7 separate regions of the Homo sapiens genome follow, and regions 2, 3, 4, 5, 6 and 7 are each linked to region 1. The links are chromatin contacts, found by Hi-C or POLR2A ChIA-PET in ENCODE. All regions are on one chromosome and are shown on one strand. The core of a region is the stretch at or near the end of the contact, and the rest is flanking DNA. Distances in the headings are between cores, read along the strand shown.

The links. Hi-C counts contacts between places; a loop is a spot of excess contacts on that map. ChIA-PET counts read pairs that join two places held with the same protein, here RNA polymerase II (POLR2A). Pooled maps may share reads with other maps.
Region 2: a loop to region 1 is called in a pooled map, with 15 times the contacts of the local background. The contact joins the promoter of THBS3-AS1 here to the promoter of LTAP1 in region 1. A Hi-C loop is called at or near these places in 8 of 50 pooled maps.
Region 3: a loop to region 1 is called in a map of CD8-positive, alpha-beta T cell, with 16 times the contacts of the local background. The contact joins the promoter of ZBTB7B here to the promoter of LTAP1 in region 1. A Hi-C loop is called at or near these places in 1 of 168 maps with a recorded cell type or tissue (CD8-positive, alpha-beta T cell), 2 of 37 single-sample maps with no recorded cell type and 11 of 50 pooled maps. POLR2A ChIA-PET finds 5 or more read pairs at or near these places in 1 of 52 experiments (AG04450).
Region 4: a loop to region 1 is called in a pooled map, with 8 times the contacts of the local background. The contact joins the promoter of PBXIP1 here to the promoter of LTAP1 in region 1. A Hi-C loop is called at or near these places in 1 of 168 maps with a recorded cell type or tissue (naive thymus-derived CD4-positive, alpha-beta T cell), 1 of 37 single-sample maps with no recorded cell type and 9 of 50 pooled maps.
Region 5: a loop to region 1 is called in a map of naive thymus-derived CD4-positive, alpha-beta T cell, with 14 times the contacts of the local background. The contact joins the promoter of PMVK here to the promoter of LTAP1 in region 1. A Hi-C loop is called at or near these places in 2 of 168 maps with a recorded cell type or tissue (both naive thymus-derived CD4-positive, alpha-beta T cell), 4 of 37 single-sample maps with no recorded cell type and 14 of 50 pooled maps. POLR2A ChIA-PET finds 5 or more read pairs at or near these places in 1 of 52 experiments (activated CD8-positive, alpha-beta memory T cell).
Region 6: a pooled map shows a loop between it and region 1 (4-fold over the local background). The contact joins the promoter of S100A2 here to the promoter of LTAP1 in region 1. A Hi-C loop is called at or near these places in 2 of 50 pooled maps. POLR2A ChIA-PET finds 5 or more read pairs at or near these places in 2 of 52 experiments (MCF 10A and activated CD4-positive, alpha-beta T cell).
Region 7: a pooled map shows a loop between it and region 1 (6-fold over the local background). The contact joins the promoter of KCNN3 here to the promoter of LTAP1 in region 1. A Hi-C loop is called at or near these places in 4 of 37 single-sample maps with no recorded cell type and 7 of 50 pooled maps. POLR2A ChIA-PET finds 5 or more read pairs at or near these places in 1 of 52 experiments (H1).

Annotation. Positions count from the first base shown.
Region 1 is chr1:154,218,827-154,223,096 of GRCh38, forward strand. It overlaps LTAP1 (lipid transport auxiliary protein 1), which reads right to left and starts at 1,764. Exons shown (of 7, transcript NM_001098616.3): 1 at 1,516-1,764; 2 at 1,010-1,111. The coding sequence starts at 1,581. UBAP2L (ubiquitin associated protein 2 like) reads left to right here and starts at 2,129. Exons shown (of 27, transcript NM_014847.4): 1 at 2,129-2,149. RefSeq lists enhancers at 1,137-1,884, 1,463-1,902, 1,885-2,632 and silencers at 1,223-1,292, 2,153-2,302.
Region 2 is chr1:155,193,242-155,197,511 of GRCh38, forward strand. THBS3-AS1 (THBS3 antisense RNA 1) reads left to right here and starts at 1,756. Exons shown (of 6, transcript NR_183238.1): 1 at 1,756-2,131; 2 at 3,610-3,776. It overlaps THBS3 (thrombospondin 3), which reads right to left. Exons shown (of 23, transcript NM_007112.5): 20 at 4,222-4,270; 21 at 3,800-3,972; 22 at 2,746-2,885; 23 at 2,347-2,658. The coding sequence ends at 2,600. It overlaps MIR92B (microRNA 92b), which reads left to right and starts at 1,936; the gene lies at 1,936-2,031. RefSeq lists a silencer at 1,439-1,768 and enhancers at 2,925-3,760, 3,761-4,270.
Region 3 is chr1:155,000,280-155,004,549 of GRCh38, forward strand. ZBTB7B (zinc finger and BTB domain containing 7B) reads left to right here and starts at 2,523. Exons shown (of 3, transcript NM_001256455.2): 1 at 2,523-2,664. RefSeq lists an enhancer at 1-54 and silencers at 1-51, 642-721, 1,422-1,661, 1,772-1,961, 3,672-3,791 and 1 more.
Region 4 is chr1:154,953,674-154,957,943 of GRCh38, forward strand. It overlaps PBXIP1 (PBX homeobox interacting protein 1), which reads right to left and starts at 2,426. Exons shown (of 11, transcript NM_020524.4): 1 at 2,396-2,426; 2 at 1-84. The coding sequence starts at 48. It overlaps PYGO2 (pygopus family PHD finger 2), which reads right to left. Exons shown (of 3, transcript NM_138300.4): 3 at 3,353-4,270.
Region 5 is chr1:154,934,945-154,939,214 of GRCh38, forward strand. It overlaps PMVK (phosphomevalonate kinase), which reads right to left and starts at 1,775. Exons shown (of 5, transcript NM_006556.4): 1 at 1,647-1,775. The coding sequence starts at 1,741. RefSeq lists a silencer at 1,225-1,324 and enhancers at 1,281-2,223, 2,045-2,244, 2,224-3,165.
Region 6 is chr1:153,563,309-153,567,578 of GRCh38, forward strand. S100A2 (S100 calcium binding protein A2) reads right to left here and starts at 2,536. Exons shown (of 3, transcript NM_005978.4): 1 at 2,198-2,536; 2 at 426-579. The coding sequence starts at 569. RefSeq lists enhancers at 893-1,650, 1,651-2,408, 2,528-2,587, 2,561-3,760, 3,458-3,697 and 1 more.
Region 7 is chr1:154,867,710-154,871,979 of GRCh38, forward strand. KCNN3 (potassium calcium-activated channel subfamily N member 3) reads right to left here and starts at 2,572. Exons shown (of 8, transcript NM_002249.6): 1 at 1,323-2,572. The coding sequence starts at 2,255. RefSeq lists enhancers at 396-915, 2,323-3,279, 2,352-2,441.

The DNA.
Region 1 (4,270 bases), core at 514-3,013:
ATAAAAATTATGGTAAATGCTATGAAGGAAAAATCAGGGTACCATGTGAAAATAAAGAGAGGGGGAACCTACTTTAAAATAGGTAATAAGCATTCCTTTTTTGGAAGTAACATTTAAGCTAAGATCAAAAGAATGAATGAGCTAGCCAATTGAAGACCATTCCAGATCACAGGAGCAAAAAGGGTGGAAAATTCAGCCAGTGGAGCTGGGTCCCAGTGATCTGGGGAGAGCCACACAAAAGGGGGTTGGTAAGGGAAGCAGGTGTCTTTTACTTAGAAGCGAAAGACTAAAGAAGCAGAATGAGAGTGGCAGTGGGATAGCAATAATTCTGATTCACAAATGTTGGGTTTGAGATGTCTACTACAAATCTAAGTGGAAATGTCAGGTAATCAGTTGGCAATATATGTAAGGAACTCAGGAAAGAGTTCTAGGATAGAGATAAAATTTCATCTGTAGCTAAAGCCAAGGAAAGGAAGACAGTCACCTAAGGAGAAAGTACAGACAAAGATAAAAGACCACTGGGTTATTCACTTCCTATACGTCTTCTGGTAAACTGCCTCCTTTTCTTGGGCTTCTTGGTAACATGAATGGTGGAATTAGATGATTTATGGAGCTCCTCTTAAGTCTAAAATTATGTAAAGGTAACCCTTCTCATTGCTCTTGGGTTAACCTTAATGATCTCAACCCCATCCTAATCAAACAAAAAACACTGGGTAGTTTAAGATGAGCTGGGAAATATTTTACTACAAACAGTTGGGAACTTCGACCCAAGCCCTTCATTCTGCAGATACAAAAACAGAAGTTCCAGGATGAGCCACATGCTTGCCACAGCACTGAGCAGGTAAGCCAAGTTCCAAAGCGCACAGTGCCTGCTCAACTTAGTAAGTACAAGGACAAGTGCACGCAAAGAAACATGAGAATTAAAGTCATCACTAAAGGCAGAGGAAATCTCATTCTTGACCCTAAAAGATCTGGAGAAGTATGTTTAACTTGTGCCCTAAGGACCTACCTTGGGGGCATTGTGTCCCACAGGGACATGAGGTCCCCTTCGAGATTTCATTGCAAAGCGCATGATTTGCCTCTTCACAAAAATAAATAGCAGTACAAACACCTGTCCAAAAAGATGTAAAAATCCTTTAATAAAAAGTCAGTTTTGTTTTGTTTTTTTTTTAAAAAAGCATGCCTTCATTCCAAATCCCCAGATTCCGGCTCTCAGGAATGTTTCAGGGTAAAACTTGGGGCAAAGCAAGGCCGTTATGATGGGGGTGGATCTAAGAAGCCAGCAGCAGGGAGGCGTGGGGTCTGTGCTCTAGCGTTAAAGGGAGGGTTCTAGACTAACGAGGGCGGGTCGGCCCGACTAAGTGACTTAAACTCCCACCTACTCCTGGAATAAGGAGTCAAAGCCCGGATAGGCGCAGGTGAGTGGGTGGAGAATGCAGACGGGGTACAGCTCAAAAGGAGGGTCTCTACTGGGTAAGATGCGACAGCAGGAATGGGGTGGGGTAATCTCCTCACCAGGCTCCCGTAGGCCATCACCAGCACGACATTCACCCCGGAGAGCCAGTTACTGCCGGACGCCATGGCCTCCCTACCTCGCGCAGAATTGTTCGGGTTTACCCCGCTGTCCTGGCTGGTCAGCCCAGGCTCCGCCGAAGCGACGGCGCCTGGGTCCCCTGGAGCTCCCCGGCCATTTCCTTACGGGGGAAGACCAAGCCAGACCCGGCCTGAAAACATGGCGGACAGGCAGGAGAGCTGGGAAAGGAGAACGACGCCTTCCAGCTTCCCCCTGACACGTGACTCAGGCAGGCAATGGCACCCAGGAGCGTCGAGCGCTCAGACGCGGAACTACGACAGTAAGAGGAAGCGGCGGCCATCCGTGCGTCACGTGGTGGAGGCAGGGCCGCCGTGAAGGAGGCGGGGTGGACTCGCGGAGCCGGAAAGAGGTGTCTCGTGGCGAGGCGGCACGCGCACGCTTGCGTGCGCGCCCCTTTTAGCGTCACGCGCTGAGGGACGCAGGAAGGCAAGTGGGCGGGGGAAGGCGCGAGAGCGAGCGCGAGAGGGAAAAGGAGGGAGGGGGTGGGGAAGAGGGAATCTTATATCACGTGACAGGGGCGGCGCGGCCCGGGGTGTCAGTGTGGAGGAGACTGAGGTAAAGTTGGGAGCGCAGCGGCGTTGGCGGCGGCGGCGGCGGCAGCGGCAGCGCGGCGGGGCCGGGTATTGTCCGCGGCCCCTTTAAATCCGCGATCCCCCTTTTACCCTCCCTCTTTTCTCCCCTGCCCCCGCCGTATCCCCTCCCTCGGTAGGCCCCCCCACACCGTGTGTTCCCCCACTGTACACCCCCCCCCGAGTCATGCGAGCCCTGGCGCCCCCCACCTCGAGTCGGCCCCCGGAGGTTTTGTTTATGGTTGGGTTCGCGGCCTAGTGGGCCGCGCCAGAGCCGGGGCCTCGATTTGGGAGCGTGGCCGGGGCGGGGCTTGGAGCAGCCGTAGGAAGGGGGGGCCATGCGGCTAGAGCCTGAGAGGGGAGAGCGAGAAAGAGCGCGAGCGAGCGAGGCCTGGGCCTTGCCTGAGGTAGGGCTCTCTCTTCACCCCGGCCGGTGCCTGCGGAGGAGAGGGCCTCCTCCCTTTCCACCCACTGCGGGCCTCCTCTGATCCGGATCCGGCCTGGTTTGGGGGTGGCGTGGGGGAGGGAGGGCGATGGGGTGGAGCTCCCCCAAACTCCCCCATGTGGCCCTCAGTTTGGTGTGCGAAGGATTAATTTGTTCCGGCTGGGAGGTAGGGAGGAGATTGGCCCCGTGGGCTCTCGATGTGGCGCTGAGGGGGGTGAGCCTCCCATCCTCCACCCGTGGGCTTGCGTCCCCTCTCCGTTTCCAGGCTCTTTGTCAGCTCCTCTTATTACCCTCCCTTCTTTCTCACCAACCCAGTTCTTGGAATATGTTTTTGCTGCTGTCTTTAGCTTCCTGTTTATACTGTAGTTTGGGTACCCCAAACAATTGTGTTATTTGGGAAGCTGGACATGGAGGCCCCCATAGGGTGTATTTACGCTTAAGGGACGTCACTAGAGCACTGGGGTATTTGTTCACTCTTCTCATAATGGTACAGGAATGCCCAGTTTCTTCAAACCCTTAACCTTGTGGACAGCCCTTAAATTGCTTTGCAAACTGATGTCACAAACTGGAGACTGCTCCTTTTCCACCATTCTTGAAATGTAGCCACCTCTGGTGTAGGATGTTGTGGAAAGAAAAACACCACAGTAACAGGCGTTTTTGTTATTATTGTTAACGTTTTTGCCTTTGACTCTCCCTGATTATTAAATGGAGAAATCCTTTTTTTTTGTCTTCTCTCCCATCCTACCTTCCTCCGCCGCATATCCTGTTTTGGGGATACCTGATGTGACTTGCTGGGAGGTGATGGACATTACTAGTAACCAGCGTTTCTAGAGAATTAAAACATTTTGGCTGTGTATCAGTTGATAAAACTGCTTTGAGATCTGTCTCCATTGTACTTAAAGATTAGACTATCCCAATGATTACAGAGAATTAAAACATTTTGGCTGTGTATCAGTTGATAAAACTGCTTTGAGATCTGACACCATTGTCCTTAAAGATTAGACTATCTCAATGATTGTTTCCTTTGTGAATGGGAAATATTGCTGGCACATAAACTAGTGATGAAAGGCCTAAAAATGTCCTGTTTTGTTTTTCATCTTTAAAGCTCCTCCTTGCTATGTCCTAACTGGGAAGTACTCTTACTAACTAGATATCAAGGTGGTGGGGAAGGGGATGCAGGGGCCATTTCAACAAAGCATCTACAGAAATTAGTTGTTCTGTTAGAGGTAGCAAATTTTACCCAACTCAGTCTAGCTTCAGTTTCTGAATTGTTTCTTAAATTAGATTGTAAGCTCCCTGAGGGCAGCTACTAAGTCATACTGCTTTTGTATTTTCCTGAAGTATTGGACACATAGTAGATTCTCAATAAATATTTGTTATTTAGTTTTTTCAGTGAAATTTCTCTGGCTATTTTTTTAAGTAGCTAGTTTTCAAAAAAGAGTCAAGGGCACTCCTGTGTTGAAACCTCTGTTTACTCTCGCACGATTTCCTTGGTCTCCAATACTTCTCACCCTACTTCCTTTAAATCTTTTTATTTTCTAAGAAAGAGCAAGTAAGTAACAAGATTCTTCATCTCCAGTGTGATAGCTGGGAATGGGTCTGCTTGCTACTAATTCTGTGCCCTCAAGTGATCCATTCCAGATCACTTACTTTTGACCTGTT
Region 2 (4,270 bases), core at 506-3,005, 970 kb after region 1:
CCAGCTAGGTCGAGGTCCTGTACAGCAAGGTCGGGAAGCCCACCCCTAGGTCTCCCACTCCACTTCCCCGCCCTCCCCGGGTCCACTGAAGCAGAGCGGGGCCGAGAAATAAGAGGGCTGGATAATGAGTGGACTAGGTGCTAGTTTTGGGCTCCCTCCCCCCACCACTTCCCGGAATAGCCCCACCCTTCTAACCGCTCCCTGTCCCGTTCCACACGCAGTTCTACCCTGAAACCCACAGTCCCCGCCCCAGCCGGACTTTCCAGCAGCCTGGGTTCCCTCCTTGGAGAAAGCCAAGGAGGGAGTGGGGGAAGAAATTTCCACTTAAGGGAGTAAACCTGGGCTCCGATGAACCCTAGGGTCCTTCCTTGCCACTCTCCACCACTGGCCAGGAGCTCCTCCCGCCCTCTAGTGGTCACCGGGAGCCTTGCGGGGCTGGGCCGCGCAAGCTGAGGGGCCGCTCGGACCGGGCGGAGAGGAGTAAGGGCAGCGCTGCCTAAGTGAGGCAGCGAGAGCCCGCGAGAGGGAAGCAGGGCCCGGGAGAGAAGGGTCACTGCCGTGGCCAGGGAGGGAGGAACGCACAGCATGGTGGACGGCTGGGAGCTTTAGGAGGGGGCACTCCGGGACGCGTGGTGGTGGCGTCTGGAGGAAATGGAGCTAAGCGGGTGGGGTCCTGAGGTATGTGGAAGGGGCACCGAGGTATGTGGGAGAGGACGTTGGAACGTGGGCGGGGGAGTTGGACACGTTCTGTGTGGGCCGTTATGTACTTAAGAGGCAGATCGGGCGTGGCACGGTGGCTCACGCCCGTAATCCCAACACTTTGGAAGGCCGAGGCGAGTGGATCACAAGGTCAGGGGTTCAAGACCAGCCTGGCCAAGATGGTGAAACCTCGTCTCTACTAAAAACTACAAAAATTAGCCGAGCGTGGTGGCGGGCGCTGTAACCCCAGCTACTCAGGAGGCTGAGGCAGGAGAATCGCTTGAACCCGGGAGGCGGAGGTTGCAGTGAGCCGAGATCGCGCCATTGCACTCCAGCCTGGGCGACAGAGCAAGACTCCGTCTCAAAACAAAAAAGGGGGGGGCAGAGAGTAGGTGGGGTGACAGAATGGGATTTACGGACACAGAACTATCCTTTGGGGAGCAGAGTGGTATTGGGGACAGGTAGGCACGTAGCGGGGGGCAAAAGCACACGTGAGGTGCGTAATGCGCGACAGCCAAGAGGTGTGTGCGGCAGCAGTGCACGAGGGGAGGAAGCTATCCCAGGCCGCGGCAGCACGTGGAACTTGGGTCCCGCAGTCGCAGGCTGCGCTCTAGGCCGACGGAAGCAGTTCCGCCTGTATTCAGAAAACAGTTCTCAGCCCCAAAGACACAGGTTGGAAAGAACACTTTAAAAACACTTCGGCGAGGCACGGGATTGGAGCGCATCAGATCAGCAGGCGAGAGACCACAGCTCTCGCCCGCGCGCCGCGCGGCGCCCGAGGCGCAGCTTTGTGTGCGGCGAGACCCTGGGGCAGGCGCTGGGCGGGGTGGGGACATCTGACGTCAGCGCGCCCGGGAGCGCGGGCCGGGGAGGCGGGGAGCCCCCCAACTCGCAGGCCGGAGAAAACACGAGTAGCTAGGTGGGCGGCCCCAAACCTCAACTCCCGGCATTGCCAAGCAACAGCCATTCAGTTCGGTTGCTGGGACACGCGTCACCATGGCGACGGCTCCGCGCCGCGCAGTCTGAGTACTTAAAGAGCAAGCGCGCGCAACGCCCGGGCGTCGGAAAGCGGCCTTCTGGGACTCCGCAAACTCCCGTTCTCCCTCCCCCCTCCCCCTTGCCATTCCCTTTGCCTTCCGGGCGCCAAGTCTCTCTGGCCTCCAAGGTGAACCCAACTCCCCAGCGCGCCCCGGGTTCCCGGGTCGGGCCGGCTTCAGGCGGTGGGGAGCGGGATCCCGGGCCCCGGGCGGGCGGGAGGGACGGGACGCGGTGCAGTGTTGTTTTTTCCCCCGCCAATATTGCACTCGTCCCGGCCTCCGGCCCCCCCGGCCCCCCGGCCTCCCCGCTACCCCTAGCGGGGCAGCCCCCGCCCTCCTGGCTCTCCATCCCGGCGGATCTTTGATAGACTGGAGTGTCGCCGCTGCCACCGTGAGTAAGTGGGTCTGGGAGGACTTCGGGCATCCTCCCTCAGGCACCCTATCCTTCACTTAACTCCATCCAGCACCTCCCCCACCCGCATCCCCAAATCAGCCAAACTTCCCCTAGATCCCTAACTTCCACCCTCCCAGGCTTTCTCTTCTACTCGCCGATTCCTTCCACTTCCCCACCCTATCCCGGAAAATCCCTAAAATAAGCAGTTGCACTGGCTTAGAAAACAACCAAAACTTTATGGCAATGTGCTGTCATCTTTCCTGGGGTTAGTGCCTGAGTAATACCCCTTGAAAACTTCTCATCCCCTGAAGGGTGGGGTGACCACCCCTCTGGGACTGAACTCCTTTTGGGAGCCAGAGAAGGGTCTGTGGTTGGCTGAGGGGCTGTAGCTTAGACCTCAGGGTCTCCAGGATGGACCCCAAGGCCAAAGGGTCTAAAATTCTGAATTCTGAATCTGGTGGCCTCCTCCTCACACCCTTCCCTGGAGCAGCTGCCTCCGGAATGGCTCAAAGTCCTCAGGCACTGTGTCTGAAGAAGGGGAAATAAGTAAGGTCAGAGGATGTGGCTCTCCCACAAGGCATGAAGGATTAGGTTGATCTCAATCAGCCACCTCACCATTGCATCGATACTGGAGATTGGACCAAATTATGTTTTCTTGGGAGAAGCAGAATACACCAAGACGCCCCCCTCGCATGGATGTGTCAATGATCACCCCAGAATCCGCCACAAGCTGGGGTCCCTCATAGAGCTTCACCCTGTCCAGGATTCCAGGATAGGAGTATCCATTGGTGCTAGGGTGCCAGTGGGCACTGTGCCACCATGCCTGGGGCCTTGCTTTTCCCCAGCCCCCCTTGAGCTCACCAGGCCTGAGAGAGAAGGGAGGGAGGGAAAGGGAGGCAGGAAGGAGAGGGAAGGGGGGTGCTTTTCTCAGGCCTGGGGCCCCTAGCTCTTTGTCCAGCTCCTTTTGCATCTCAAAGCACCAGCCGCATTCCAAGCGAGGATTGGGTTGCCATGACAATAAGCACAATGGGCTGGGGGGTGAAGTCACCCGCTTCCCAGGCTCTAGTCCACCCCCTTTTATCCCCTGTCCTGGCACCCCACAGCCCCAGGCACCTTAAAGGGGAACCAACCCAGGTTCCTGGACTCTGGGCTCTTGGCCATGGAAAGTCCAGCCTCTAAGCAGACCCATTTCCCCTCCCTTCCTGTTCATCTCCACCAACTAGGGCTACTTGTTGGAGAGAAATGCAAAGTTGTGGACAAAGTGTTGAACCGAGGCCTGTGAAGTCAGGGCCTTGATTTTCTCTTCTGTAAATGATGATGCCTTCCAGGTCAGATGATCCCTATCCACGTTGATAAGACAGGTTCCAGGTCATACCAACTAAGGGACCAGATGTGATGTGCCCCTTCACAGATTGGCCTGGGTTTGGAGGCTTCTGGAGAACTGTAAAGGGCATCTAACCCAATGCCCTCATTTTACAGACGGGAAAATGGGTCATGGAGGAGTGACTTCACCAACATCACTCATAGGTGCTTGTGTCCGTGGTGAGAAGGGTGATGGAGAGAAGTGGCTGCAGTTCCCACCCATGGAGAGGTCACTGGTGAATCCCAGCTAAAGAGGAAGGACAGGCCCGGCCTGAGTCCCACAGGTGGGCTCAGCCCCTCTCCTTACCGAATGTAGCCAACTTGAGGCCGGTGCAGAAGCTGCCAGCGATAGGAGGTCTTGTCCCGCCAGCCCACATTTCGTGGGTCTGTCCACAGCAGTCGTACCTGATCAGGGGTGTGGCCAGTATGCCACAGGGCATTTCGGAGGTGCTCACCTGGGCCAGACACTGATGTCACTGCCTAGGAGACATTGGCAAAGACAGTGGGTCAACTGCAGAACTGGAGTGAGGGGAGACAACAGGTCGGTAAGTGCAGGTGGGAAAGGGATTCAAGGCGGTCATGAAAATGCCCTGGGGCCCCAGAGAGCCGGCCTCCAAGCCAGATGTCTGGGTAAGAGGGTTCCCAGTCAAGCAGTGGGGGAGGCCCTGGGGCTGCAGAGGAGAGCTTTGGGAAAGGGCCCTGGGTTGCGGAATCTGAGCAGCTGGGGACCTTGAGCTGCAGCCCGGGCTGGGCAACCGCCCGGAAGGGTGTAGCCTGC
Region 3 (4,270 bases), core at 1,273-3,772, 780 kb after region 1:
GGGGTTGGGGTAAGAGGGAATTTCAAGTAGGGGTTCCCCGCTCCGATTTCTGAGTAAGGAGGGGAGCTATTTGCACCAGGAGAAAAAGAGAGACAAGGGAGGGTGGGCGTCACTGAGGAACTAACTGCGGGTTCCAGGACCATTGGGAATGAGGTGAGGAGTGGCAATCTAGCCGCAGAAAGATCAGTCATGTTCAGCCAGACGCAGAACGCGACCCTCAAACATGGGGGAAGTTGGGCGAGGCGAGCCTGAGGCACTGGGCACCTTTCGAGTTTCTGTACCCAAAGGCTGGTGCCAGGGAGCCCGCCCTTCTATTGCCTCTGGAAGCCCTGGCTCTGCCCTCCCCGGGCCACGTTCCCACCCCCCCCGCCCCCCGCCCCCTGCCCCCCGCCCCCTTTCCTTGGCTATCCTCCTTCCTCCCCAAAGCAGCCCCCTCTCCATTTCACTTGTGGCACTGCCGCCTAGCCCCTAGCACAGCCCTTCACCAGGCCTGCACGACCCAGACGGCTGGAGTAGGAAGGGGAAAACCCCGGCCTGGACGGCTCCGGGCCCCTCCGGACCAGGATCTGTCCGGCGGGGCTGAGAAGAAAACCCGGAGCAGTGATCAGCCTCGCGACCCAAGGGGGTCAGGGACGATAGGAAAACCCGGAGCGGATTACTCGAGCCAGAGCGCCCCATGCCTGCCGCTACCTCCTCCTTCCTATAGCCCCCCTAATTCTCCAGTGAGATAATGTCTGGGGTGGGGGGCTGTTTGGTTTGGCCTGAGCCCTCAGGGGCGCCTCACACTTTCCGCCCCTGGCTGGGGCGCAGGGCAGCGGCCCCGAGGCTGAGTCACGGCCCGGCGCGGAGAGGGAGAGAGGGAGAAAGAGGGAGGGAGGGACCTGGACTCCGCCCCTCGTGCGCGGGGATCCCGGGTCAGCCCGGGTGAGGGCCAGGGCCCCCCTGGCGCCGCCCATTGTGGTCCAACAGGTTGAGCTGGTGTCCCGAGAAGCCACCTGCTGGAAAGGGAGGGAGGCCCCCTGCGGAGGGGGGTTGGGAGGGGAAAGCGAGTCCGACCCGGTTCGGCCTGGCTTGTCGCAGGGGAGCCAAACCTGGCCCTAGGTAGCCGGATTTGATTCCATTTGACACTAGTGGGAGGGGCCCTTTGGGGTACGCAGCTCCGCAGGCTCAGTCAGAAACATCCTTCACCCGCTACCTTTCTCAGTTGGGGGACTCCTAAGTATTTATCCCGGTCCTCCCCAAAACCTACACATACCACACATCCCAAAACATCCAGGCACCCCTCGCCACCTGGGTCTCTCAGCGAATTCATGTCAAGCTATCCCTCCTCGGTGGAGACTCAGTTTCTCCACTTAGGGAACCCGCGGGATGGAGGTGGGGAGCAAAAGCGTCGGCGCGCCCCCTCCCCCTTCGCAGACTGGGCCCCTCCCCTCCGACAATGCCAAGGCCGCAGCGGGCACTGGCGACAGCACAGAGGCTGCTTGCCTGGGGCGCCCTTCCCTCCCCGCGGGGCACCGTCACGCGTGGGGAGGGACGCAGGGCGCCCGCAGGCTCAACTCCCCGGCTCCCTCCGAGAGGGGGTGGGGCGTAGGGGCCGGAGCCGAAGGCCTGGTGGCTCCCCCTCCCCCTCCCTTCTAGGTCCCTGACCTGATTACAGCCCCTCACGGGACCCCCTCCCTCAAGACCCTAAGTCCCCAATTCACCCCCACCCAGCCTATCCCTAACCTCTCATACCCTTCCCTCCTGAGGTCCTGACCCTACAGAAGCCCCTCTTGAAGGAGAGGGAGCCCCTGTAGGGGGTGCTCGATTCCCTGGCCGCTGCGGACACTGCCCCCTCCCCCCTCCTCTCCAGGTTCCAGGCCAGCCCCTCGGCTCCGCCCCCTCCCTGGACGAACGCAAGGCGAGACCTACTGGAGATGAGCGGGTATTCAGGCCAATGAGCGGACAGGGCGGTGGCGTGCAGGGGGCGGGCAGAGCAGCAGCAAAGGGCTGGATGGGGGCCGGGGGCGGAGTTTGAGTTAAGGTGGACTGGGAGAGATAGGGGCAGGAGAAAGGGGGGGGAGAGAGGGACCGCGGCAGGTGAAGGGAGACAGAGAGAAGGAAAGAAGGAGGGAAAGGAGGAGGGTGGGAAAGGCTAGGAGAGCTAAGTAAGAGTTTGGAGAAGGGGGCAAAAAAGGAGGGAGGGACCCATCTGCGCTCTGCAGGGACTGGCTGGACGAAGGGGTTGAAGTTTATGTCCTTATTGGGCGGAGGGAGGGGGCCTGGGGGGGCGGGTGAAAAACCAGGAAGTGACAGAGGGTGTTTCTAAGTGTTGGGGGGGGGGAGTTTGGGGGGTGGCAGGGGCGGGGGGAGGGAGGGGAGGGATGGGGGGAAAGCAAGCTGGAGGACAGGTGAGACAGCAGGACAGGTGAGGCGGGCCCTGAGGGGGGGGCGGGTGGGAGCCAGGTGAATGTACGGCTCTTGGCGGCCGAGGGGGGGCGGGCGGCAGGAGGAGGCAGAGGGCGGCGGAGGAGGAGCCCCCCAGCAGCGAGCGGCGAGCAACTGACCGCGGCCTTCTGACCAGGACCGGAGCAGGGCCCCAAGCCCCCGGGCCTGGTGGGGGACGCGCTTCTTCCCACACTGTGAGCCTCAGCAGCTCCAGCCAGCGGACCCGACGGCTGAGAGGTGAGTGTACCCCACTTTTGTCTCCTGGCTCGGGGTTCACTAGGCTCGAGACTACTGCAGTGTCCTTCGTCCGTCCTGTAAGTGGGACCCCCAGATACACACGCATGCAGATCACATTCCCACCACTCCCCTTCCCTGTGCTTTCCCAACACCCCGGGTCTCTGGAATTGGTTTTAACTGAGATGAAAGACAGAGAAGGAACTGCGGATGCCCCCCAACCCTAGGCGGAGGGTCCCCAGAAAGTTTATCTGCACTTCTCCTGGGATCAGACAGACAGACGGCTTCGGGATGGAGAGGGGGTGAGGCGACGCTGAGCGTTCCCCCAGTCTCCTTCGTGACTTTAGGGGGAGACCCCAGACCGGACTGAGTTGAGGGAATGGAAACGCTGACGGACTCTAACTAGGACAACGCGCACCCCCCCCCCACCCCGCGCCCCCTGGCGCGGTGGATTGGCCCCAGGCCAGTTGCATGGGGGTTGGGGGGGCGCAGGAGGAGCCGCGGCTTGGGGGAAAGTTACCGGCTGGACTATTCGGTTTCTTGCGCTTCCAGAGCCGCGCTCTCTCCAGCGGTAGTGGGGCTCAGCAACAACCTCTGAACCGACATAGAACGACCGCTCTCTTCCCTGCCCCTCAATCCCACTCCCTTCCTTCAGGCTCCAGTCCCGCCGCTACCTTTTCCACGCCAGCTCATGACCACAGAACCCAAGAGCGAGGGCGGGTGACTAGGAAGAATTCTCCTACCTACTACCCGTCCCCCCACCGGCGCCGGCGCACCTGCCCCAGCCCAGAGTGGGGGTCGCTACTGTGTTGTTGTAGAACCTACAGAGTGCGCCTGGCAGAAGGCTGCCATTCAAAGGGGTGGGGGGCGCTGCTTTCAATTTCCAGCTTTCTCTCCCTCCTCCCACCCCATCCCAAGTAAGAGAGCGACGTGTCCCGGCCAGAGCGAGGTGGGGGCGGGAGTGGGGGGGCGGCGTGGGCAGCGGGTTGTGCCCGGACACGTGCCTGCCCAGGCGCCCCGGCCCTGCTGGTGTTTAGAGAGAGGGCGGGTCCCCTGCCCCCCGCCCCGCACAACCCCCACGTATCAAAGGGCGGCTGAGACATGGTGAGACCTCGGGGCGCCCTGGGGGGCAGGGGGGCGGGGAGCCTGGGTCCGGAGCAGGGGAGGGGCAGAGGCGCCGGTGCTAGCTGACCCACAGGAAACGAGCGCTGCTGACCTAGTTTGGGACACCGGAAGTGGGTGCTGGGGAGAGGGGGAGACCGGCAGGCTGTCCAGGCTTCCGGGCCAGGTGGAGGGTGTTCTTGAATTGACCCCCGCCCGAATGCCTTGGAGACCCCTAGCTGCAGCCGAGAATGGGAATGAGTCAGCGCAGCTATTCCCCCTTCCCCCAACTTATTCCTGGAGGAGGGAGACCGCTTATCAGGGACGGGGGAACCAGATTGGGCTGTGAGGGGTTAAAGCAGGATGGGAACTGTCTGGTCCCTAAGGGAGTATGTGTGAGTGTGGGGATGAGGCCTGGAGGATTATGGGGTTGCCTCCTGCTGCCCCACACACACCAACTGGTTTGGTCACCCCTGTACCCGCCTGGCACTGCTGGGAGAGCTGGCAT
Region 4 (4,270 bases), core at 1,176-3,675, 740 kb after region 1:
GGAGCCAGCAAGCACCCAGCTATTATCAGAGTCTGGGCAGGAGGCCATAGTTGCTGAGGTCCCTGAGGCTGCTGTGGCTGCCACCTGCAGAAGAAAGCTCTCTTAAGGATGGGAGCTCCCTTCAGGAGGGGCAGAATGCAGAAAGCAGCCTTGGCTGGGTTCCAAGGTTCAAGTGCTGGGCAGCAGCCTCCAGAACCAAGCCTGGTTCCAGTCCTTCTCTCCCTGACACCCCAGCTCTTCTAAGCAGTATTTGCCTTGCAAATCAGAATCTGCCAACACCCACAGAGAAGCCAGCCTCTTCCAGGGACCAACAGGGCCTTGGAAAACTGAACTGACCTTGAAAGGTCAAAGTAGCATAGGCTGGAAAGGCTCTGGGGAATTCCAGTCCAGCCCCCTGACATTTGAGTCAGGGAAGATGAAGCCCAGCAAGGTTGACAGACTCAACTTGCCAATAAGAAGACTTGTTAATAAGAAGAGCAGGGAAACAACACAGCCCTCCCTTCACAACACCAGGTACCTACACAATCACTACCTTCTCCCCCAGGACCTGGAAGGGAAGACTCAATGGCCTCCTTCAGCCCTAAGTGTCCCACCACTTGCCCAGCATAAGTCCTTGGTATGGTCTAGTTCAGTGGTTCTCAATCTTGGCTGCACATTGGAATCACCTAAGATTTTGATTCAATTGAGTTGGGGGGTAGGCCCGGCTGTGGGTCTTTTAAAAAACCACTCAAATGATTCTCATGCGCAGCCAGGGTTAAGAGCCACTGGCATAGCTTAGATCCACCTGGATGCACCTTTTATAAGTCTCCTCATCACTCTCAGTCTTCATCCTAAATTCTGTTTACCTTCTTAGTAATCGCCAGAGTTTGGTCTTAGGGAACTTGAAGGTGACTGGGAAAATGGATTTATGGCAACTATCATGTATATATACATCACTTTATAGCTTGCAAAAAATAGACAAAAATCAGGGCTATGGTCCTGCACCCGGTTAATCTGCTCTGACTTGACAGGGATAGGGGAGGGAATCACTCCAGTTTCCAAAGCCTGACTGACACAAAGCAGGGTAAGAAGAGAGGGATCCGCCCCTTCATCCAAGGCTAAAACAGTTCCCTCAGGCAGCTCCTGTTGGGACCAGGCATAAAGGTGGAAGGATAGATGAGCTGACCTCTCAAGAGTACTGGATTGTGATCCCTCAGAACAGGATAAATGACTGCTTCCCGAGCACTTTATAAGAAAACTCAGGAAAAGGGAAGTGAGGCTGGGAGAGTATGGCAGTTCTACCTTTGAAACCAACCACATTATCCCCTTCTGTTTGAGCTGTTTTCAAGTCCTGCGTGGTGCCCTAAGTAACCTCCTGTGGCTCCTGCCAGTCAAGATCCAAGTCCTGGATAGGTCTTTCCCAATGCCCATCCTCCCAGACACATGCACCCATTCCACACGGAGACAGGAGAATGGCTGCAATGACCTCCCTGTACCAAATCCAACAGGACACCCTGGCATGCATCTGTAAGTATCCATAGAGCCATGGCTGTTCAGCCTTCCGCTTGTGGCTCCACCCCCGCCCTTGTTATCATCTCCCCATCCCCAGTTGCTGACTGTTAACAGGTGGTGGCAGGAAGGAAGTGGCAGCAGCTTGGGCTGAAGTCCCTGTTTATCCCTAGCTGTGTGTGCAGCCTGCTCAGGTCCTCTAGAACCAGGCACCATGGCAACCACAGTGATGTCAGACCCACTGTCTCCATGGAAACCAGCAAAGGTATTTGGGTCAACAAAACAAATACTTATGAGACCCAAATAGGAGACACTCTGAAACTCCTATACTCTGGGTTCCAAACCCTGATACCTCTTTCTTGGTTAGGTTAACCCAGGGTTCAAAAAAACACCTCTTCTCCCAAGCCAGCATCTCACTGCCTTATTAGGAAGTTCCTTCTGCTGTCTAATCTCCACCCTTCCCTGCTGTGTTTCCAGATCTTTTTCTTTTCATCGACCTTCTGGAAGAAAACCCACCTCCACTCCCTCCCTCCACCCCCTTCTTTTCATTCAGGCAGGATTCAACAAACACCTCCTGTAAGGATTATGACAGAGACTTCTGCTATTTCTAAAAAACAGCTAAAGGGGGAGCTCTCCCACTCAGCATAAAGCTAGGAAGTCTCGCCTCTAGTTAATTTAAACTCCTCTAACAGTTGCTCCTCCAAACCGCTAAAGCAAAGGATCTAGGGCCACTTGCCTGGGGTACCCAGAGCAAGTTCCTGTTGTGTTAGCGTCGGCACCTGGCCTTCCTCCCCCAGCCCAGAAATGAAAAGCAGCTCATTCCTTCTAGATTAGTTCCGCCTTCCCTTTTCCTTATTCCACCCCCTTCAAAGCGAATCTGTGGACCCCTTCCCAGCTAAGGCATTACCTGAACCAGCTCTTGCTTCGGTCTTCAGCTTAACTTGTTGCAGGCTTCCCTTTGTTTGCAGCCCGAGAAGAAAATCATGTGACCAGAAACTGACCAATGAAAAGTCAACTTCCCCAAGGGGGCGGAAACTTTTGGCCAATAAGAGCAGGAATTGAGAGCCAGGGGAGGGGAAGGGAGGTCTAGCGACACGGCCCTAAACCTGGGCTTACCTCCTGGTGGGCGACCGGGGTCCCAGCTAACCGAATCCTGAGTTTCCTGCCCTTCTTTCCCAGTGTCTAAACAGTTTCTAGAGGGAACCCCCACAAACTGAGAGAAAAGCAGACGGTGCCGTCTTCTGAGATGACGAAGACAAGGGGCCAGGTTGGCCCCAGGATAGACAGAGACAGCTGTGAGATGGGGGAAGGGAGAGGGACAGGTCGCAAATCCAGGGTGTGGAAATAGCCCTCCTGCCATTCTCCCCAATCTGCTCCAAAACAGACTGCTTAAAAGATGCCATTGCTACTTTAAAAAACGGTTGGGGGACGGGAACGATCTGAAAAACATCCCAAAATGAAATTTGCTAGGACAGAAGCAGCCCCTCCCCTCACCCTTAGAGCGACACTTGCTCCCTAACCCAAACAACTGGGAGGTGGGTGGGGTGCTAAACCCAGAAGAGCTCAAGCACTTGTCTTCCAGAGGCTGTGGTGCCAAATCCGCCTGGCTCCAGGCCTGGCCCAGGAATATGCTCAAAAAGGAAACTCAGTTTCTCACAGTGGAGACACAGGGGGATGGGCGGGGAAACACAGGCCTCCCTTGGCTCAGCAGCTTATACCAGGGTCAGCTCAGGGGCCAAATCTGCCATTCCCACTCCCAGGGACCCTGGGGAGCATACATATCCTCAACCCCTAAGCACCCTACCCAGCAGTGACAGCGGCTCATTCCAGCCTTTTCACACAGCAACAGCAAGGAGTCCTTGTCTGGGATTTTAAAATCATTTTATTAATCCAACAGTACAAAAGACCCCCACCACCACCGCATTCTGCCATCACTTTGTTCCAAAAAGTAGTGGAGTGAGAGAGCGAGAGGGAGCAGATCCAGCAAAAACACTCCCCCAGGGGCCATTTTACAAAATGCGGAGCAGGGGAAGACAACACAAAAACAGCAACAGATAAATGGGGCAAACAGAACAACAAACACAAGAGTTGAGCAGCGGGGTGGGGGTGGGGGGTTGCCATCTACGCCGTTTTAGTGTGAGGGACACTGGGAACGATGCCCAGAGGCTGCTCTCCTCCCAGCCTCAAAGGTTGTCAGCTCCACCAGAGCAGGGTCTTCTCTCCTCATGCCAGGAACTGAGAGAAGTGGGGGTAGGGGACCACTAGGTCTTTGCCACTGTATCTTGAGCTGGGGGACTCCTAACTTCTCCGAGGGCCACACCCCATGCCTGCCTTCCCCACCCCATGGAGGAATGTGTGCATGAACAGAAAAGGAGAACGAGCAGCGCTAAGGTCCTCATCAGGCCCCAGGCCCATCTCTGGCAGGCAGTGCTTAAAAAATAAAAAAAGACAAATAAAGCCCAGTGCAGGCCTTTGGCTGAGAGGAATGAGAATTGCTAATTAATCACCAGGCCCAAGAGGATATGAAAGAATAGCAAAGAGAAGCAACAAACTCCAGGCTCTTCTACCTTTGAGTACCATGGCAATGAGGATCCCGCCGCATCCCCTACCCACAGGCTGTGACAGGGCCTCACTTGGATCCTTTTATCATGGAGGAAATGAGGTATAGGGCTCTGCGCCTTTTCAAGCTTTCCTTCAATCAAGCCAGGAAGGCAGGGGAATAAGGGCGCCGAAAGTTGAAGAACACACGGAGTATAATGTGCAACAGATGGGCTGGGGGAGG
Region 5 (4,270 bases), core at 525-3,024, 720 kb after region 1:
CCAGCTACTCGGGAGGCTGAGACAGGAAAATCGCTTGAACCCAGGAGACAGAGGTTGCGGTGAGCCGCAACCTGGGTGCGCTCCAGCCTGGGTGACAGAGCAAGACTCCGTCTCAAAAAAAAAAAAAAAAAAAAAAAAAAAACATGAGGCACAGAGTGAATGACAGATGTGTACAAGATCACACACTAATCAACAGTGAGCCAGGGTTTGCATCCCAGCAGTCTAATTCCAGAGCCTGTGCTTCGGACCACTATTTGACGTCAGGGTTTGGAGGTGAGGAGAAATGCAACTTAGGAAAAGGTGGTGAGATACTTAGTGATGAAAAATTCAGGTGGTGACCTCTGCTCTGGGCTCTCCCACACCTTCATAGAACCCCCGTGGTACCCAAAAGCAGCTTCCTGGTACCCCCACCACACTGGCCTTCAAGAGGAGAGGAGCCCCACTTTCTCCCCAACCTCTGCTCTCCTAGCCCAGGTCTCAGCAAAATGCTCCTGCACAGAAGATCTTGCTTTGACAGAAAACACTGTGCAAAAGGTATTATTATTTGGGGAGGCAGCCAGATAAAACAGAAAGAAACCAGTCCTTGGCGCAAGATAAAGTTGAATTTGTTTGGGTTTTTTTTCTTTTTGTTTCAATTATATATTAATTGCTGAGATGCCCATCATGAACCACAAAGCTGAATTTGAATCCTGGATTTGCCACTTACTTTGTGACCAGCAAGGGTTTTTTGTTGTTAACTTCGTATGTTATTTTATTTTATTTTACTTCGAGACAGGGTCTCAGGCTCTGCTGCAAGGACTGGAGGACAGTAGCATGATTACAATTCACTGTAGCCCCCAGGTTCAAGCGATCCTCCCACCTCAGCCTCCTGAGTAGCTTGGACTAGAGGTGCTCGCCATCGCACTAGGCTAACTTTTCCATTTTTTTGTAGAGACTAGGGTCTTACTGTGTTGCCCAGGCTGGTCTCCACTACTGGGCTCTCAAGCCATCCTCGCACCTCTGTCTCCCAAAGTGCTGGGGTGACAGACATGACCACCACACCCGGCCTGTTTAACTTTTTAAGAGCCTCAGTTTCTTCACCTGTGAAATGGAGATGCTAATAATGGCACACAGTACCTAACAAAGAGGTGAAGAGGGTTTTTTGTTTTGTTTTTTTAAGACAGGGTCTCGCTCTGTCGCCCAGGCTGGAGTGCAGTGGCCAATCTCGCCTCACTGCAACCTCCGCCTCCCGGGCTCAAGCGATTCTTCTACCTCAGGCTCCTGAATAGCTGGGACCACAGGCACGCGTCACCACGCCCAGCTACTTTTTGGATTTTTCGTAGAGGCGGGGTCTCGCCATGTTGCCCAGGCTGGTATCCAACGCCTGGTATATAGAAAGTGCCTTCGTAGGAACCATTATTAATGCTTCTCAGAGAGACCTGCAGCTGAAGGTCTTTGGAGAGGTGGTCACCTGCTTCTTTGAGGCTCGCCTGTGTAGACTACTGTTTTATGTAATGGTGGCATTCCACCTTCCCCAGCCCAGTGCTCCTCCTGCCTTGCAAACGGACGACCCGTACTCCAAAGCTCACTCCGTGACACCCAAAAGCACTCCTCGTGTCACGTGATGCGGAGAGCTCCCCCTTCCACCTTTCCCGCCTCACGGACACCTGCTCTGCAGCGCCTCGGTCACGAAGTCCTTCCCGGATTTCCTCTTGCCGCTGAACAGCAGTACCAGCCGCGGGGCGCCTCCCAGCGGGGCCATGGGGCCGCCACGCCTCGCGATGCCTGAAGCTGACACTTCTCCCTACCCCTAAAATCGGGACACCGCGCGGAATGGACGCGGCCACTAAGCGGAGCGGCAACAAGGAACAATCGCGCCCCTCCTCGCCGTAGCTGCGAACAGGGCTGACCGCCCGCGACCGTGCCCTCAGCTCATGTCCAAACAGATATGGGGAGAAAAGGGTGAGACACGCGGAGAGAAAGGCGGTTCCTTCACAGAGCAGCCTCCCCTCGTGAAGCTCCCCCACCCGAACTCACTTAGAACAGTCCAGCCCCGCCCAGAACCTTCGCTCACAGCCTGGCCTGCTTAACTGACACCCGGGGAGGAACCGGACGCGACTACCTTCCTCCGAGGGGGGTGACGTCTGAAATTTCCTGAGGTGAACCCCATGTTCCCTTCCGCGCAGCCCTAAAACTTTAGGAAAAAAAATCTCTGGAGTGAGATCACGTTGGAGACGTTTTGGAAACTGCCCTTTTGCCTGTGCGTTATAGTACATGTGCCACAGCAAATCTGCGCGCGCCCCAGAGTGGGAATGGGTCTTCCTGGGGGCGTAAGGCAGCCCTGACGCGAGCGGCGTGTCTGGCCACGTCATGTCGGGGGAGGAGCAGAATCGCGCACACGATATTTCATTGTCAAGCAGATTTTATAACCCGAGACGTCACTAAGATGTGGCCCTTTAAGCCCGGCGAGAAACCTTTGATTGCTTTTCTAGCCGCAGCCTCCGGCCCAAAGGTTTTCGGAAGCAAACGGCGTGGGTGACATCAATAGTAAGGGAGCGTTGAATCCCTAGATGAGATTGCCTGGTTTCATCCGAAGTCTGGCTCCCAGCCAGAAGTTTGAGAGGCAGGATAAGAATAATCTGTCCTTTCCCTGCATCCCCGGTTCTGCCTCTTCCCGCAGTAGGTGACGGGTTGCCCCAGCTGAGTACGTCGAGTTGTTTTTGGCTATGACTTGCCGTCCTGCATTTTTCTGAGCATGTCAGAACAGAGCCTGCAACTCATTACTGCCTCCACTAGAGAAAAAGTGTAGTGTGGAGACTTAGGGAGAAACCATTAATTTCCTGAATGTTGAAAAGAGGCACAGGAGAGTGGTCAGATGCAAAAAGAACAGACTTAAGGAGGTGGTTTTTTGTTTTTTGGGGTTTTTTTTGTTTTTTTTCAGCAACCCAGAAAACACTGCACTCATCAACGCCCTAGAAGGCAGCACAGAGTGGATTTTCAGTCCCAGCTTGGACACTTAGCAAGTCACTCTGAGTTTACCACTGATAAGGCCCACTTCCCAGGGTTATAATAAGAAAGGAATGAAGAAAATATATGACAAGGTACAATAAAATACTTTGTAAGTTCTCAAGTATCATCCAGATGTAAGGGGTTGTTATTTATTCTTAGCACTTCGTCATTCAACACAGAATCAGATTTTCCAGCTCATCTTCAATAAACATGTATTTGGGCCTCCACGGAAAGTCCACATCTCCTGTTTTACCTGAGTCACATGGAAGGAGTCAGAACTTACTCCCGGAGTCTCTTTCCTCACCTGACCCAATGCACGCCCCTTACCTCCCTCTCTGACTCTGAGATCCAGCTCCCTGAATACCTAGTGAGCGATCAGAAAACTTCCCCCAGGCTCACGCCTGTAATCTCCGCACTTTGGGAGGCCAAGGCGGATCACCTGAGGGCAGGAGTTCGAGACCAGCCTGGCCAGCATGGTGAAACCCCATCTCTACTAAAAATACAAAAATTAGCTGGATAGCTGGACGTGGTGGCGGGCACCTGCAATCCAGCTACTCAGGAGGCTGAGGCATGAGAACACTTGAACCTGGGAGGCAGAGGTTGCAGTGAGCCAAGATTGTACCACTGCGCTCCAGCCTGGACAACAGAAAAAGACTCCGTCTCAAAAAATAAAAAAAAACTTCCCCCATACTAGGCTTCCTAGTATGCCTCAACTGAACTCCACTGTCCCTTACTGGTGTCTCAAGTGGAGGCTTTAGTCTCCCAGCCCTCATCCCTCAGCATCCGCTTTGAGTCTATGGCCTCCCTTCCTCCCCATTTTAATTTCCACACCATTACTCATCCTGCCTCTTGGAAAACTATGGTTCCTCTAAGGCTCATGCCACCTGCCTGCGCTACCCTCCTGCTTTCCTCAGTACTGGCAGCCCAGCAATCCTGGTGGTTCATTTTCATTTTCTTTTGTTTCTTTATGCAGACGGGGTCTTGCTATGTTGGCCAGGCTAGTCTGGAATTCCTGGGCTCAAGCAGTCCTCTCTGGCCTCAGCCTCCAAAAGTGCCGGGATTACCAGTGTAAGCCACTGCACCCAGCCTCATTCTCATTTTCTGAGACTCAGCCACTGGCTCCCAGTCTCCTTTTCTACAGAGTTGCTGTCATCATCCTCGGTGACATCACGGTCATGGCCAGCCCATCCAACACCCCGCTGCTCAATCCCTTGGCCCTGGCTGTTCAAAGCCTTTTCCCCCCTCTCCTCCTCAGAGGCCAGCTCCTATGGACACACCCTGG
Region 6 (4,270 bases), core at 1,286-3,785, 650 kb before region 1:
TTGCAGTGAGCCGAGATCGTGCCATTGCACTCCAGCCTGGGCAACAAGAGGGAAACTCCATCTCAAAAAAAAAAAAAAGAAAAGAAAAGAGAGAGAGAGAACGTGCCAGTGCTGTGTGATCTTGGGACAATCACTTTTCCCTTCTGGGCTCTGGTTTCTCAAGTCTCCAATGACAGGATTAAACAGATGGACTCGGAAGGCCCTCACAGCACATGGTTCTCTGGAATGCTGCAGGAAACAGCCATTAATTAAGCACTCCCACTCGGGCCTCATTTCCACTCCAGTGGAGCCATGAAGCTAAAGTGGGGAGGGGGCTGGGCCCCACCCTGGCACCTGCATCGACAGGCACCCGGAACTGGGGGAGAGATTTAACCTGCACCCCCACACTCACACCAGGACCTCCCCCACAGGCCTGTGCCACTCACCCCCACAAAGCTGGGCAGCTCCTTGTGCAGAAGTTCCTTCATTTCCCCCTTACTCAGCTTGAACTTGTCGCCCTCTTGGCAGGAGTACTTGTGGAAGGTAGTGACCAGCACAGCCAGCGCCTGCTCCAGAGAACTGCACATCATGGATCTGTGGCTGCAGAGGTGCCAGGTGATGGGTACACTGCTGAGGCTCTTGGGGCCTTAGCTCAGCCTGTAGGATCCACTTCTGCCCTATGCCCCCAAGCCACCTCACAAAACCCCTCTCTGAATGGGAAGGCAGGGGCTGCATCTCCCCCTCAGACTGTGGTTCCCTGAGGCCGGAGGCGATACCTCCATCTCACCCTGAGGGCAGACGCTAAAGCTTCCCTTGTGTCTGGGAGTCACCAAGCCTCCTCTGATGGCACTTGGGACACCCCCCTGAGGGCAGGGCTCCCCATTTTAGTGTCTGCCAGAAGGGAAATGACAGGGTGACCAGAGTCCCATTTTGATGGCATCTGCGCAGGCTCTGGGGAGCAGGGCCACATGCACCGGCTGGCAGATGGGGGCTCCTGTGCAGTCTGGCAGGAGCCATGGCTACAGCCTAGGAGCAGGAAGCTCCCTGAAGGAGTCGTTTCCCTCCTTAGACTCGGGACTCCTGAAGCCAGAGGCATCTCTCTCTGCCATCTAACTGGAAGCTCCCTTGGGCAGGAGTGTTTCCTCTCTCAGACTAGGAGCTCCCAGAGGGTGGGGAATGTGTCTCCCCTCACCCTGAAGGCCCCTGAGCCTCTAGGCAGACAGGGGCATGGATAGGGTGGGGGCAACTTAACATTCTCTCCACCAGGAAGGATCCTGTTGGAATTAGAATTAAAGATATGAAATGTTCATTGCCTTGGGATCAGGATGGGACAGACCTCAGCGGCAAGGCCTCTGAGAATACTCAGACCAGCCTGGAAAGGTTAGGCAGGTTTCAGGGTGAGGCCAGAGGAGCTATGCCAGAGGCAGGGCATGCCCTGGGCCCATCATGCCAGCCCTGCCTTCACCGAGGCAGGGGGCAGAGCTTTGCTGCTTGGGGCCATGACCCAGGCAGAGTCTTGAGACCCCTGCCTCTTGCACCTTAGTCCTGCTAGAATCCAGGACTTTGCAAAAAAAAAAAAAAATCTCAGGATTCTTTTTGCAGCAACGCCCACATGCACACCTCCTGCTCCTAGGCCTAGACCCCCAAAGAAGGGCCCCTAGACTGAGATATCCAGGGGAGGGCCTCAGAGCAACCCCTGCACTGAGACCTCACAGAGGAACCTGGAGAAAAACCCTTCAGTCGGCCGGGCGCGGTGGCTTACTCCTGTAATCCCAGCACTTTGGGAGGCCGAGATGGGTGGATCACGAGATCAGGAGATCGAGACCATCCTGGCTAACATGGTGAAACCCCATCTCTACTAAAAATACAAAAAAATTAGCCGGGCATGGTGGTGGGCGCCTGCAGTCCCAGCTACTCGGGAGGCTGAGGCAGGAGAATGGCGTGAACCTGGGAGGGGGAGTTTGCAGTGAGCTGAGATCACACCACTGTACTCCAGCCTGGGCGACAGAGCGAGACTCCATCTCAAAAAAAAAAAAAAAAAAAAAAAACCCTTCAGTCAACACTTCAGCACTTCACAGAGAGTTCTTCCAAGGGGGAAGGCCCAGAGAGGCCCAGGTTGATCCCACCAGGGAAGCTGGAATGAGAGAACTGTGGAGACAAAGACAGAGACCCACGGGGATCCTCCCCACCCTGCCCTCAGCAGGACAGAGGTACTCACCAGACCAGGTGGCAGAGACAGACCCAGGAAGGAGAGCAAGGCAGCCAGGCTCCCAGGGTGAGGATTTATATGTGGGCCCCACTGGCCCCCAACTTGGCATTTTAAGGAAACCAAACCTGCCTCAACCTGATCCCACCAAACCCTGGCCTCTTGCCATTCCCACTCATTCCCTCCCAGCCCCCTCCCTCCCAGAGAGTGCCAGCTCCACCACCAGCTGGGGGAGGGCTCTAGGCCAGGTCAAGGGCAGCCCCTGAGCCCACCCAGGCCACAGTGGGAAGTGGGAGGTGTCGTGGGGACTGGGCATCCTGGACCGGGGTGAGGGGAGGCAACCCCTGCTCTGGGGCCTGGAGACTGGTGCCAGGCCTCATTCTCATGACATGCCTGTGAGTCACAGCCCACTCCTGTGTGAGAGGCTGTGAGCACACGCTGAGACTTCATGGTCCAGTGCTCGTGTACATACATGCGCCCGTGTGTGTGAGAGAGAAGCAACCTGGGGCCACCCTTAGGAAGCTGGGGGCCAGAGGAGGCAGCTGGGGGACATCAGGAGGAGAAGGACAGGACTGACTTCAGGGCATGGATGAAGTGGAGTGACTTTTAATGGCCAGCACCAGAATACCTCTTAATGAGGTAATGAGGTAACTAAGTGTGCTTAGAAATACCTGGGAAGGTCCCTCTGTGTAGGAAGGTGTCTGGAAGGATGGGGAAGCAGTGAGAAATGGGGTTGCTCTACACACAGCCGCAGTTGGGCTGGGCCACAGTCTGTGGGGAGCATAAGGAAGTCCCGAGTAGTTAAAGGCTGAACAGGAAAACTTTGGCCTCCTCTTCTCCAGCTTGAGGGCTGGGTGGGTGGGTAGGGGTACATCCCTACCCAAGGCTGAAAACACCAGCTGGACAGCTTCCCAAGCCAGAATCCAGGCCTGAAGCACAGCCCTCAGCCACAGCCCTCTCTCACTGCCCCCCACACACATGTCCTCCCCAGACCCGGAGAAAGGCAAACACTGTGGCCATTCAGAGCCCAGCCCAAGGGAGGGCTGCCCCCTCCCAGGGCCCCTTCCTCCTTGGCCCTTTGTCTATCCCGGCCCGTCTGGGCATCAGGGCACCGCCCTTCCTGTGGCCCCAGCTCCCCTCCCTGCTCCAGCTGTCGAGTAGCTTCTTCCCCTCCCCCAGCCCCTCTACCTCAGCCCTAAGTGACTCACCCGAGGTTCCAGGCCCAGATGCCCAGGCAGTGACTCAGCGGCACACCCTCCTCCCCCAGGGCCAGGGCAGCAGCAGTCCCAGAGCAGTAGGTGGAAGCCCCAGCCCAGCCTGGCAGGGAAAGCACTGGCACAGAGACCCCAAACAGGCCCTGCCAGGAGGAGCTTTGGATAATGACATGGCAGGAGGATCAGACTGAGAACAGGCTGGTCCCTTCCTAGCGGTCACCGTGTGACTTGGGGGCCAGCCTGAGCAGTGTACATGAAGTCAGGCCTTGGGGCCCCCAGTGTCCTCTTCTACACCTTGGCACAGCCACCGAGTGTCCCTTGCTCCCCTCAGTACTTGAACCCCTCATGCTACTTGTCTTCCCATCGAGGCCTACTTCAAGTAGAACTCGGAATAAAAACCCTTCACACTGAGGGTGAGGGACAAGGGAGCGCAATGCATCGATTTTCACAGCCATTCTTTCCTTTTAACTAAGGGCCTCCACAGGGCCTTCCCTGCTCAGAAACTGCAGTGCATCCCCATGGCTGTCCCTTAAAGCCAGGCGGTATGTTCTCACTCATAAGTGGGAGTTGAACAATGAGAACATATGGACACAGGGAAGGGAACACCACATACCAGGGCCTGTGGGCAGTTGCGGGGAGAAGGATGGGGGCAAGGGGAGGGAGAGCATTAGGACTAATACCTGATGCATGCGGGGCTTAAAACCTAGATGATGGGTTGATAGGTGCAGCAAACCACCATGGCACATGTATACCTATGTAACAAACCACATTCTGCACATGTATGCCAGAACTTAAAGTAAAAATAAAATAAAATTAAATTAAAATTAAAAATTTTTAAAAAGCCTGGCAGTGAGGCGCTCCAGACTCGGCC
Region 7 (4,270 bases), core at 1,322-3,821, 650 kb after region 1:
CCGCCCAGCCACCCCCCCACCAAGCCACCCCCTGCCCCAAATGACAAATAAATAGAAAAACCCAAGCAACAAGCAGGCGCATGCATACGTACAAACATTACGCACATACACACACACACACCAACAAATTGGGGGTGGGGGTATCGTGGAGCCACTTGTCCACCGATTCCCAGGTCTCCAAGCCTTCCAGCCCACAGCAGGAGAGCTCCCCGGCAAGCAGAGCATCGGCAGAAACCCACCTTCCTCCATCTCCACTCCCTCTGGGAGGGAAACCCCCTCCTCCGTCTTGGGGCTGGACTGAGAGGCTGGAGCAGTGGGGCCAGCTCCCCGCTAAAGCCAGTGCCTGCTGTTCTCCATCCGGGCGCGCACTCACACACACACTCATCTTTATTTATCCCAAGGAGGAGTTGAGGTGGGAGGGGAGAACTGGGGCTGAGCTGGGGCGCGGGCTTGTGGGGACCGCCTGGGAAGCCCTGTCATCCCGTCCCAAGGAGAGGTGCTCCCCCAGCTGATTCCAAGGCGGCGCCCAGCTGCTCTGCCCAGGTAACACCTGTAGCCATTTTTATCAGGAGATGTTTACGAAGCAGCAGCAGGTTTATTCTGAGTCCTCTCTCCTGAGGGAAAGGACCACTGATTTCCTCCACCTATATTTTTACCCCATGCCCTCAGGAGACCCAGGTCATGGATGGTTTTCTATTTTGCCCGAGACTCTCTGAGAAGAGGAGGGAAACAGAAACTTGGGAAGAGATGGAGAAGACAGGGAGAGAAGGGACTTGGGCAATGGTACGGAATCCCCACCCCCCACCCAGACATTTATTTCTTTTTTATCCTCAGGAAAATGGAGTGGAGCAGGGAGGGGAGGAAAGAAGGGGAAGTCGCAGGAACTGGCAAACACATGAAGGCGGAGTGTAATTAATTGGTGCGTTAAGCTGCTGGGTTATGCTTTAGTACGAGTGAGCCAGGAGGAAAAGCGATTTCTCAGAAGGGATTATTGAATCCTCCCTAACAGAGAGTCTGCAAATTAGACACAGTGTGTGGGGATGTCCCCTACCCCCCAGAGGAAGCTAGGAATGAATTCTCCCGGGATCAAGAAGGAAAACCACGGGAAGTTAGAGTGTTGAATATAACTGAGCAAGCGCCTCTCACCACCACCACCACCTCTCTCTCCCAGTCTCCCTCCCAATCTCTCAATCTCTCTCTCTCTCTCTCTCTCTCTCTCTCTCTCTCAATCTCTCTCTCTCACAATCCCCCTCTCTCAATCCCTCTCTTGCTACCTACATATTCCTTTTGTTCAAGGTATAAAGAGAAACCACAGCCCCTACCTTTGAGTACAAACCCCAAGAGAGCTCGGTCTCTATCACCATAACAACAATTCCAAACATCCCAAAAATCAGAGCATAGTCACTCAGTCGCTTTCTCTTTTCAAACAGGGCCCTCCTGTGTCCCAGCTTATAGCCAATGTTTTGGTTTTTCCGCTTGTTGGCTTTGGGGAAGGTGGTGCTGCTGGCGGTGGTGCCGGCATGCTGGTGGTTGTGGGTGGCATTAGGGTGATGGAGCAGGGTCTGGTGGGCATGGTTGTCCTCCCGGGAGGAGATGACGATCTCCGGGGGGTTGCTAGGGCTGAAAAGCTGGAGGGGTTGGCCCTCAGTCTCGGCCTCGATGAGGTTCCTCCGGGAGGCGCTGAGGCGGCTGAGGGGCTTCATGACCCCACCGCTATACTTGCAGGAGCTCATGGCGATCTCCGTGAAGGGGTTGCTGTCCCGCCGGTGCACCAGGGGGCTGGCCTGTCGGTGCCGGCTGCCTCCGCCAGGCCCACTTGTAGCTGTGGAACTTGGAGAGTGGCCAAGCAAGTGGTCATTGAGATTGAGCTGGCTGCCTTGCCTGGAGGAAGGGTGGAGGATGGCGGTGGAGTTGGACGAAGGGGGGGCCCTGAAAGCGGTGGGAGAGGAGTGCAGCAGGCCAGGGTGGACGGGCTGGCTCTGGAGTTGGGCGAGCTGAGACAGGGGATGCGGTGGCTGCTGCTGCTGCTGCTGCTGCTGCTGCTGCTGCTGCTGCTGAAGCTGCGGAGGCTGAGGCTGCAGCGAGGGTCCCAGGGGCTGCTGGGGGGCTGCTGGTGGCGCTGGCGGTGGTGGCTGCTGCTGCTGTTGCTGCTGCTGCTGCTGCTGCTGCTCATCCCCAGAGGATGGACAGGGGCACTTGGGGTCTTCATCCAAGTCCCCCACCCCCGAGTCATGGAAGTGCCCAGAAGTGTCCATCTTGGGGCCTGGCTGTATTCCCTGCAGCACAAGCCCCCACCCCAAAGCCACCCTCGCTCCAAAGATGTCCTCAAAGAAAGCCAGGCATCCAATCTCCCCCACCAGTATCTTGGCTCCAGTCCTCTCTTTGGCTTGCTTCGGTTCTCTGGGGCTGCCTGGAGTCCAGACGCTGCCACTCAAGAATGCATTGTATTGGGCAGGGAGGGAGAGCAGGAGGGGAGCTTGGAGAAAGAAGAGGGGGTGAAAGAACTCTCTCAGGAGGTGGTCCTCTAGGAGCGTGTGAGGCCAGGCTCAGCTTCACTCCTCGCTGGCTCAATAGCTTCGCTCGCCTCCTCCTGCCACTGTTACATTGTAAGCCAAGCCCACTTATTAGCAGCTGGTCTCATTGGCTTGGCTTAACTCTCCAACCTCCTCCTAGCTCCGCCCCCCGCATAGGCTCCTCCCCAGAGGAGGGGCCTGGCGTCCTGGGCTCCGGCCCCAGTGGCGGCGCAGCGAGGACTGGGAACTGTAGTTTTTGCTCCCCCACCCCGGAGCTGAGCCGCTGTCCTCTTTCCTCTGACAGGTATGGCCACAACCCTTAAGCCCACGGCGATAAGGGATGTTCGCTCACGCTGGGCGATGGGGAGGAGGGACAGAGGGCCTCCGAAGGAGGGGAGGTGTGCACCCTGATGAGGGGGCAGACGGAGGGGAAGGCAAACATTTATTAACCACCAGGGTTTACGATAGGTTGTTTCACATATATTATCCGGATACAGTCTCCAAACACCCAAGGAGGTGGGCAGTATGGTCTCATTTACAAAGCCTGATGCTTAGAGGTGTTGAGTAACAACGTCAAGGTCACAGAAGCAGGGGGGATCCACACCTTCTAACACCCGGTGGATAAACTCACCTACCATTGACTGAGTGCCTACGCCTCGTGTTCAGGGTCCTCTCTGTTATTTCCAACCCTCACATCAACCCCACAAAAATGATGTCATCACTCTCCTTTTACAGATGAAAATTGGAAGAAGAAGAAGAAGAAGGAGAAGGAGAAGAAGGAGAGAAAGGAAAGTGGAAAAAACACTCAAACGCTCAAACATAGATATGTAACTTGTCAGATGTCATCCCGCTTGTAATTAAAGATGCTGGGATTTGAACTTAGTCAGTCTGACCCCACAGATCAGATACTTTCTCCCAGGATGCATTTCCACTATGATATTCAGTACAAAGTGGTTGTTCAATAAATATTGTTCAAATGTTAGTTGGGGAAAACAAAAGAGAAGCTGCTGAGGAAGAACTGGCCTCTCCAAAGCAGGGTGTGTGAAGTGGACCATGGCTCCAGCCCCTTCCCTAACAGCTGGGTGTGTAGTCACAGGGGGATCTGGCAGGAAGACTGAAGATTCCCCCATGGTCATTCCCTGCCTGATTTGCCCCATGGGGCTCTGAGAGTCAGAACTAGGAACAGCTGCTGGCTTCCCAGGTTCAGAACCATCATCATCAAGTATTTATTAAGCCCCCACTGTGTGCAGAGGGGGTTCCAAAGGATGGGACCAGAGCTGAATTCATTTTCATTTCTAACCACAGCAGCCTTAGGAATCAGAAAGGAAGTCACCATGAGGGAATTCCCCAGAACACCTGGGGTTTTAAAAGGCAGGCCTCTTCCTCTCTGGCTCTTGATTCCCCATCACCCTTTGGCCTCTGTCCAGCTCCCTCCCTCGATGGGAAGAGGAAAGGGTAGGAGATCCATGCACACATACACAGACACACATCCAGAAAACATGTAAGCAGGTGGACATATGTGCACATGTGTACATGGTTGTGTGCACACACTAGCCCATGCATGCACACATGCACACATATACACATAGGAAGCTCCTAAAACAGCATTCCTGACTGGTAAGCAGCAAGTGTCCAGATCAGGGAGGGACAGAGCCCCCCCAAAATGAGCCCAGAGTCCCCTCTGTATATCAGTTCTCACCTCTCCAATCCCCCATTAACCCTGATGATTGAGAGCTAAATATTACTTGTAATACAAG